2 separate regions of the Homo sapiens genome follow, and region 2 is linked to region 1. Evidence: read pairs that join two places in POLR2A ChIA-PET (ENCODE). Cell type or tissue: HepG2. All regions are shown on one strand. Links, peaks and the distances in the headings refer to the core of each region. The heading gives the core; the rest is flanking DNA.

Evidence for each region. Peaks named below come from ENCODE experiments on the same cell type or tissue, not always from the same donor. Only the 100,000 strongest peaks of a DNase experiment are listed, where the experiment ranks them.
Region 2: POLR2A ChIA-PET joins it to region 1 with 5 read pairs; 4 of 35 experiments call an interaction of 5 or more read pairs at or near these places.

Annotation. Positions count from the first base shown.
Region 1 is chr15:74,803,620-74,806,528 of GRCh38, reverse strand. No RefSeq gene overlaps it. Among named protein-coding and RNA genes, the nearest start is that of LMAN1L, 7.8 kb to the left of the region's middle. In HepG2, for the core only: no CTCF peak of the experiment used is centred there; no DNase peak of the experiment used is centred there.
Region 2 is chr15:75,460,703-75,463,611 of GRCh38, reverse strand. It overlaps PTPN9 (protein tyrosine phosphatase non-receptor type 9), which reads left to right. Exons shown (of 13, transcript NM_002833.4): 13 at 1-361. Among named protein-coding and RNA genes, the nearest start is that of SIN3A, 10 kb to the right of the region's middle. RefSeq lists an enhancer at 2,630-2,909. In HepG2, for the core only: no CTCF peak of the experiment used is centred there; DNase peaks (open chromatin) are centred at 1,751 and 2,781; H3K4me3 peaks cover 541 bases.

The DNA of each region.
Region 1 (2,909 bases), core at 185-2,684:
CACTTTGGGAGGCCGAGATGGATGAATCACTGAGGTGAGGAGTTCAAGACCAGCATGGCCAACATGGCAAAACCCTGTCTCTACTAAAAATACAAAAATTAGCCAGGCGTGGTGGTGGGCACCTGTAATCCCAGCTACTTGGGAGGCTGAGGCAGGAGAATTGCTTGAATTTGGGAGGTGGAGGTTGCAGTGAGCTGAGATTGTGCCAGTGCTCTCTGGCTTTGGCGACAGAGCGAGACTCCATTTCAAAAAAAATAAATAGCCAGGCATGGTGGCTCACGCCCGTAATCCCAGCACTTTGGGAGGCCAAGGCGGGTGGATCACGAGGTCAGGAGATCAAGACCATCCTGGCTAACACAGTGAAACCCCGTCTCTACTAAAACTACAAAAAATTAGCCGAGAGTGGTGGCAGGCGCCTGTAGTCCCAGCTACTCGGGAGGCTGAGGCAGGAGAATGGTGTGAACCTGAGAGGTGGAGCTTGCAGTGAGCCGAGATCGTGCCATTGCACTCCAGCCTCGGTGACAGAGTGAGACTCTGTCTCAAAAAATAAATATAAATACATAAATAAAAACCAAGGGGCAGACTCAGCCTCCATCTCTGTGCCTTCTGGGAGGCGGGGACCCTGGTGGCTTCCTCCTCTTGAAGTTCTTTTTCCTTGGCTTTTACGACATGGCACTGGCATGGTCAACCTCCTCTTCTTGACCTTTTTTTTTTTTGAGAGATGCAGTTTTGGTCTTGTTGCCCAGGCTGGAGTGCAGTGGCATGATCCCGGCTCACTGCAACTTCTGCCTCCTGGGTTCAAGCAATTCTCCTGCCTCAGCCTCCAGAGTAGCTGGGATTACAGGTGTGCACCACTGCGCCCAGCTAATTTTATATTTTTAGTAGAGACGAGGTTTCACCATGTTGGTCAGGCTGGTCTCTAACTCCTGACCTCAAGTGATCCACTGGCCTTGGCCTCCTGAAGTGTTGGGATTACAGGCGTGAGCCGCCGCGCCCAGCTTCTTGGCAGTTTCAAAGCCTCACTTAAAACTCAATGTGTGGCTTGGTGTGGTGGCTCACGCCTGTAATCCCAACACTTTGGGAGGCCGAGGTGGGAGGACTGCTTGAGCCCAGGCGTTCAAGGCTAGCCTAGACAACATAGGGAGACCTCGTCTCTACAAAAAATTTAAAAATTAGCCAGTCATGGTGGCAGGCACTTGTAGTCCCAGCTACTTGAGAGGCTGAGGCAGGAGGACTGCTTCAGCCTGGGAGGTCAAGGCTGTAGTGAGCTGTGTTTGCACCACTGGACTCCAGCCTGGGTGTCAGAACGAGACCCTGTCTCAAAACAACAAAAACCTTAACATGTCCTTAACAGAGCTCATGATACTCCCTCCTAAGCATGAGTCTCCTGTCCTCGCTCAGCAGATGCCCCCTGCTGCCCTCCCTGCATCCGTTCTGCTCAATCAGGCCTTGCTACGGCCCTTCCCTCTCCTCCACTCTCACACTGAATCCATAGCCAAGTTCGGTCAATTTTAGCTCTGGAGCTAAATCTCTCTGGAGACCGTCTCTCATCTGGACCAGTCCTCACTGTACTCTCTGAAACTCCTCTACCAGTAGCTAGGGTGATTTCAAAAACACATATCTGGGCCGCGTGCAGTGGCTCACGCCTGTAATCCCAGCACTTTGGGAGGCCGAGGTGGTGGATCACCTGAGGTCAGGAGTTTGAGACCAGTCTGGGCAACACGGCGAAACCCCGTTTCCACTAAAAATACAAAAATTAGCCAGGCATGGTGGCGCATGCCTGTTGTAATCCCAGTTACTTGGGAGGCTGAGGCAAGACAATCGCTTGAACCCAGGAGCTGGAGGTTGCAGTGAGCTGAGATGGCACCACTGCACTCCAGCCTGGGTGACAGAGTAAGACTTCTTCTCAAAAACAAACAAACAAACAAAAATTATCTGACATCTCACCCTCCTGATCAAACTTGTCATTGGCTTCCCATTATTCTCTGTTTGATAAAAGCTAAGTCTTTGCCACAGCCACAGCCTCACCTCTCAGGCCTGGCTGTTCGTCCATCCTCACCCACTTTCTTGGAGATCTGAGACAAAGCTGCCCTCCCTCCAGTCTCAGCATCTCTTCCTGGAATGCTGCTAACTCCTGCCATACAACCTGTTCATTCTGCTTCTGATCTCAGCTTAAACGCTGCTTCTTTCCAGAAGCCCTCCCTGATCTACAAAGATTCCCATGTTTTGTGTTCCTCATGTAGCACTTAAGTTTGTCACTGTCTATATGTGACTATTTGATTGTCTTCCCAACTGTGGACTCCACAGGGTGTGTTTTGCTTATTGATGAACCTCAGTCCTAGCAAACAGCAGGTATTCAAATATTTGTTGTTGAATGAATGGTGTAGTTTTAGAAAAATTAAGTCTGGCAGTATGCAGAGAAGATGAAGTGGAGGCGGCGAGGAGGCTGTTGCACTGGTAGATGGAACTACAGTGGGGCTGAGGAACAGACACAAGGTAGACTTCGAAGTCAGATCTTCCTGGATTTCAGGTCCTGTTGGCTGGTAGAGGAAGGGTCGGGGCCACAACAGGACAGGGGAACACCCCACCTGCCTGCCTCAGGGAATACATGAAGCCTCCTCACACCTTCAGAGGTTCTGTACTGACCACTGCCCCTGGACAACCTGAGTGAGGGGAGAAAATCTCATGGCTGGTCCACATTCTCTATATGTTCCCCGACAAGGTGGGGTGGGGAGGGACTCCCCCTGACTGGAAGGTGCCAGGATCTCCCCTCTGCCCTGCATCCTCAACCCCTGCCAAGTCTGGTATGACCTAAGGCCTGGCACATGGCAGGGGTGGGGACAGGGCAAAGCTGTGACATCGTGGGTGAAACTGGAGAACCACCAGGAGCTTTCCCGTCCCTCTCCGGG
Region 2 (2,909 bases), core at 292-2,791, 660 kb before region 1:
CTGTCATAAAATCCTCCTGTTTGAGCTAAATGTGGCCTGCTGAAGTCTTAAATGCCCATATTTTTCAGGCTAAGGCCATGGTGGACATAGCTAACTCCACTAGAATCCTAGCTGGGGGTGTTGGAAAAAACGGTACAGTGCCCCTCTCAGACTCCAGGCTCACGTCCGTCTCCCCTCCCCGCACATTATAATCTACTACTTCTCTAATGCTGCTGCGTAGTTTGTCTTAAAGCCTCAAGACTGGCCAGATGTGCACCTGAGTAAAGGTCAGCCATTTCATCTGGGGGCTCTTTCTTGACTTTTAATGAATTTTCTTCTGTGAAAAAATGTATTTTTAATAAAAAATTTTCTGTGGCCAGCATCCAGTGGAAGTCTGGAGTCTGATGTGCAGGGCAGATACTGGTCTGGAGATGTCAGTTTAGGACTTAGTTAGACAGAAGCAATGAGCCTTGAAGTGAGAATGAGGAAGGCAAGAGAGGAGATACGTTTGGATGTCACCAACATTTAGGTAATGGGCGGAGGAAGAAAAGCTGCTGAAGGATACTAATGAACAGGCAGAGGTAACTGAGCACAAAGCCAGGCTGCTTTGTCACAGGCTGCTGAGAGGTAGGTAGTGGCTGGGACGAATGAACAAGATCTGAAATGTGGGTTCATTAGAAGTCTTCGAAGGGACTATGTGGCTGTTAGGGAGGCTGCATGAGAGAGATGTGAAGGAATAGACTGCAGTGCCCAGGCTGTCCTCACTTAAACCAAAACAAGGCCCACCTTGATCTCTTACACATTAGGCTTCTGAATAAGATTTTCTTTGAACAAAGGACCTTGCTGGGTGCAGTGGCTCAGGCCTGTAATCCCAGTGCTTTGGGGGGCTAAGGTGGGAGGATCACTTGAGGCCAGGAGTTTCAGACCAACCTGAGCAACATGGCAAAACCCCGTCTCTAAAAAAATAAATAAAAATAATAAATTCTCAAATGGCAAGCTATTCTATTTTTAAAAAGCAGTAACAAAGGAACTCGTTGCTTTAAAAAAAAAAAAAAAAACGTCAGGCCAGGCGCAGTGGCTCACACCTGTAATCCCAGCACCTTGGGAGGCCAAGGCGGGTGGATCACTTGAGGTCGGGAGTTTGAGACCAGCCTGACCAACACAGAGAAACCCCATCTCTCCTAAAAATACAAAATTAGCCGGGTATGGTGGCGCAAGCCTGTAATCCTAGCTACTGGGGAGGTTGAGGCAGAAGAATCGCTTGAACCCAGGAGACGGAGGTTTCGGTGAGCGGAGATCGCGCCATTGCACTCCAGCCTGGGCAAGAAGAGCGAAACTCTGTCTCAAAAAAAAAAAAAAAAAAGCCACCAAACAACTGGTAAAGAGAAGGAAACACTTTGAAAACATAAAGCCAGGTAAACTGAGGAACATGCTGAGTGACCCAGAAGGGTAAACTAATGCTCAGCCAGGGGAAACATTTCAAGGCAGTGAGTAGCAGTCATAAAAATTCCTTCAAACATTCCGAGCCTCCCAGGAGAATGGCGTGAAACCGGGAAGCTGAGCTTGCAGTGAGCTGAGATCGCGCCACTGCACTCCAGCCTGGATGACAGAGCGAGACTCCGTCTCAAAGAAAAAAAAAAAATTCCGAGCCTCCAAGGCCACCCAGAAATCAGAAATTACGGAATATATACCATCTAAACCTGGTTGCAAGAGAAATGGAGTTTCTTCACATCATGGGATTATTTGGCCCTCTAGGCCTGCTCCAGGGCTCATTGCTCAATCGGACTTTGCATTTGAATGGCCAGGAGAAGAGGGAGGTAGGGATGAGATAAAGGAGGGGAAAAAGATATGAGAACTCTTGACTGAATGCTAGGGATACTTAATTTTTTTTTTTTTTTTTTGAGACAGAGTCTCTGTCGCCCAGGCTGGAGTGCAGTGGCATGATCTCGGATCACTGCAACCTCCGGCTCCCCGGCTCAAGTGATTCTCCTGCCTCAGCCTCCCAAGTAGCTGGGACTACAGGCGCGTGCCACCATGCCCGGCTAATTTTTTTGTATTTTTAGTAGAGACGGGGTTTCACTGTGTTAGCCAGGATAGTCTTGATCTGACTTCGTGATCCAAAGTGTTGGGATTACAGGCGTGAGCCACCACGCCCGGCAGGCATACTTAATTTTAAATCTCACATCTTCCCACCGAAGTAGGTATTCTGATTCTTAGATTACAGATAAAGAAACTGAAAAGATAAATGATTTGCCAAAATCATCTTGCCTTGAACCTAGAAGATGCTTTGGGTTGTGGGTCCCTGGGGAGCCAGCCTCATATCCTCCTTACCTGGATATTACTGAGAGTCTTAGCCCTCAGAGCTTGTGTGGATAGGGTGCTGGCACTGATATCCTTGGCAGAGTCACTGAAGTGCAGGCCCTAAATGTCTCTCAGTCACCACCTACCATAAGTGCCCTAAAGAACTTTGAATGAGTCCTTTTTGTGAAAGAGAGAGGGTGTATGTGAGACACCTGTGAGATTGAGGGTGTCAGGAGGTGTGATAGATTTGAGTTTATGTGTTGCGAGTTTAGGTCTTCTGTGTATGTATGTATGTATGTGCATCAGACAAATGTTGCTTTTCTGGATAATTTTCTGGAAACGGCCAGAAATCATTTAGAATTGTCTGAGGATAAACTGATCTTTAAGTTAGGGAGGTGAGGAGTGTGGAGCAACAGGGGAGTCAGGCTGTTTTTCTCCAGGCCCCAACCTGGGTCACTGGCCGGAGTGCACAAAGACAGCGTGTGGGAGTGGAGGCAAAGCTTAGACTTTGGACCCAGACTTCCCTTAAGCTATTTGACTTGAGCAAGTCACTCTACTGCTGTTAGCCTCAGTTTGCTCATCTATAACTAAGGATAATAATCCCTAACTCACAAACTCTACAAGAATTT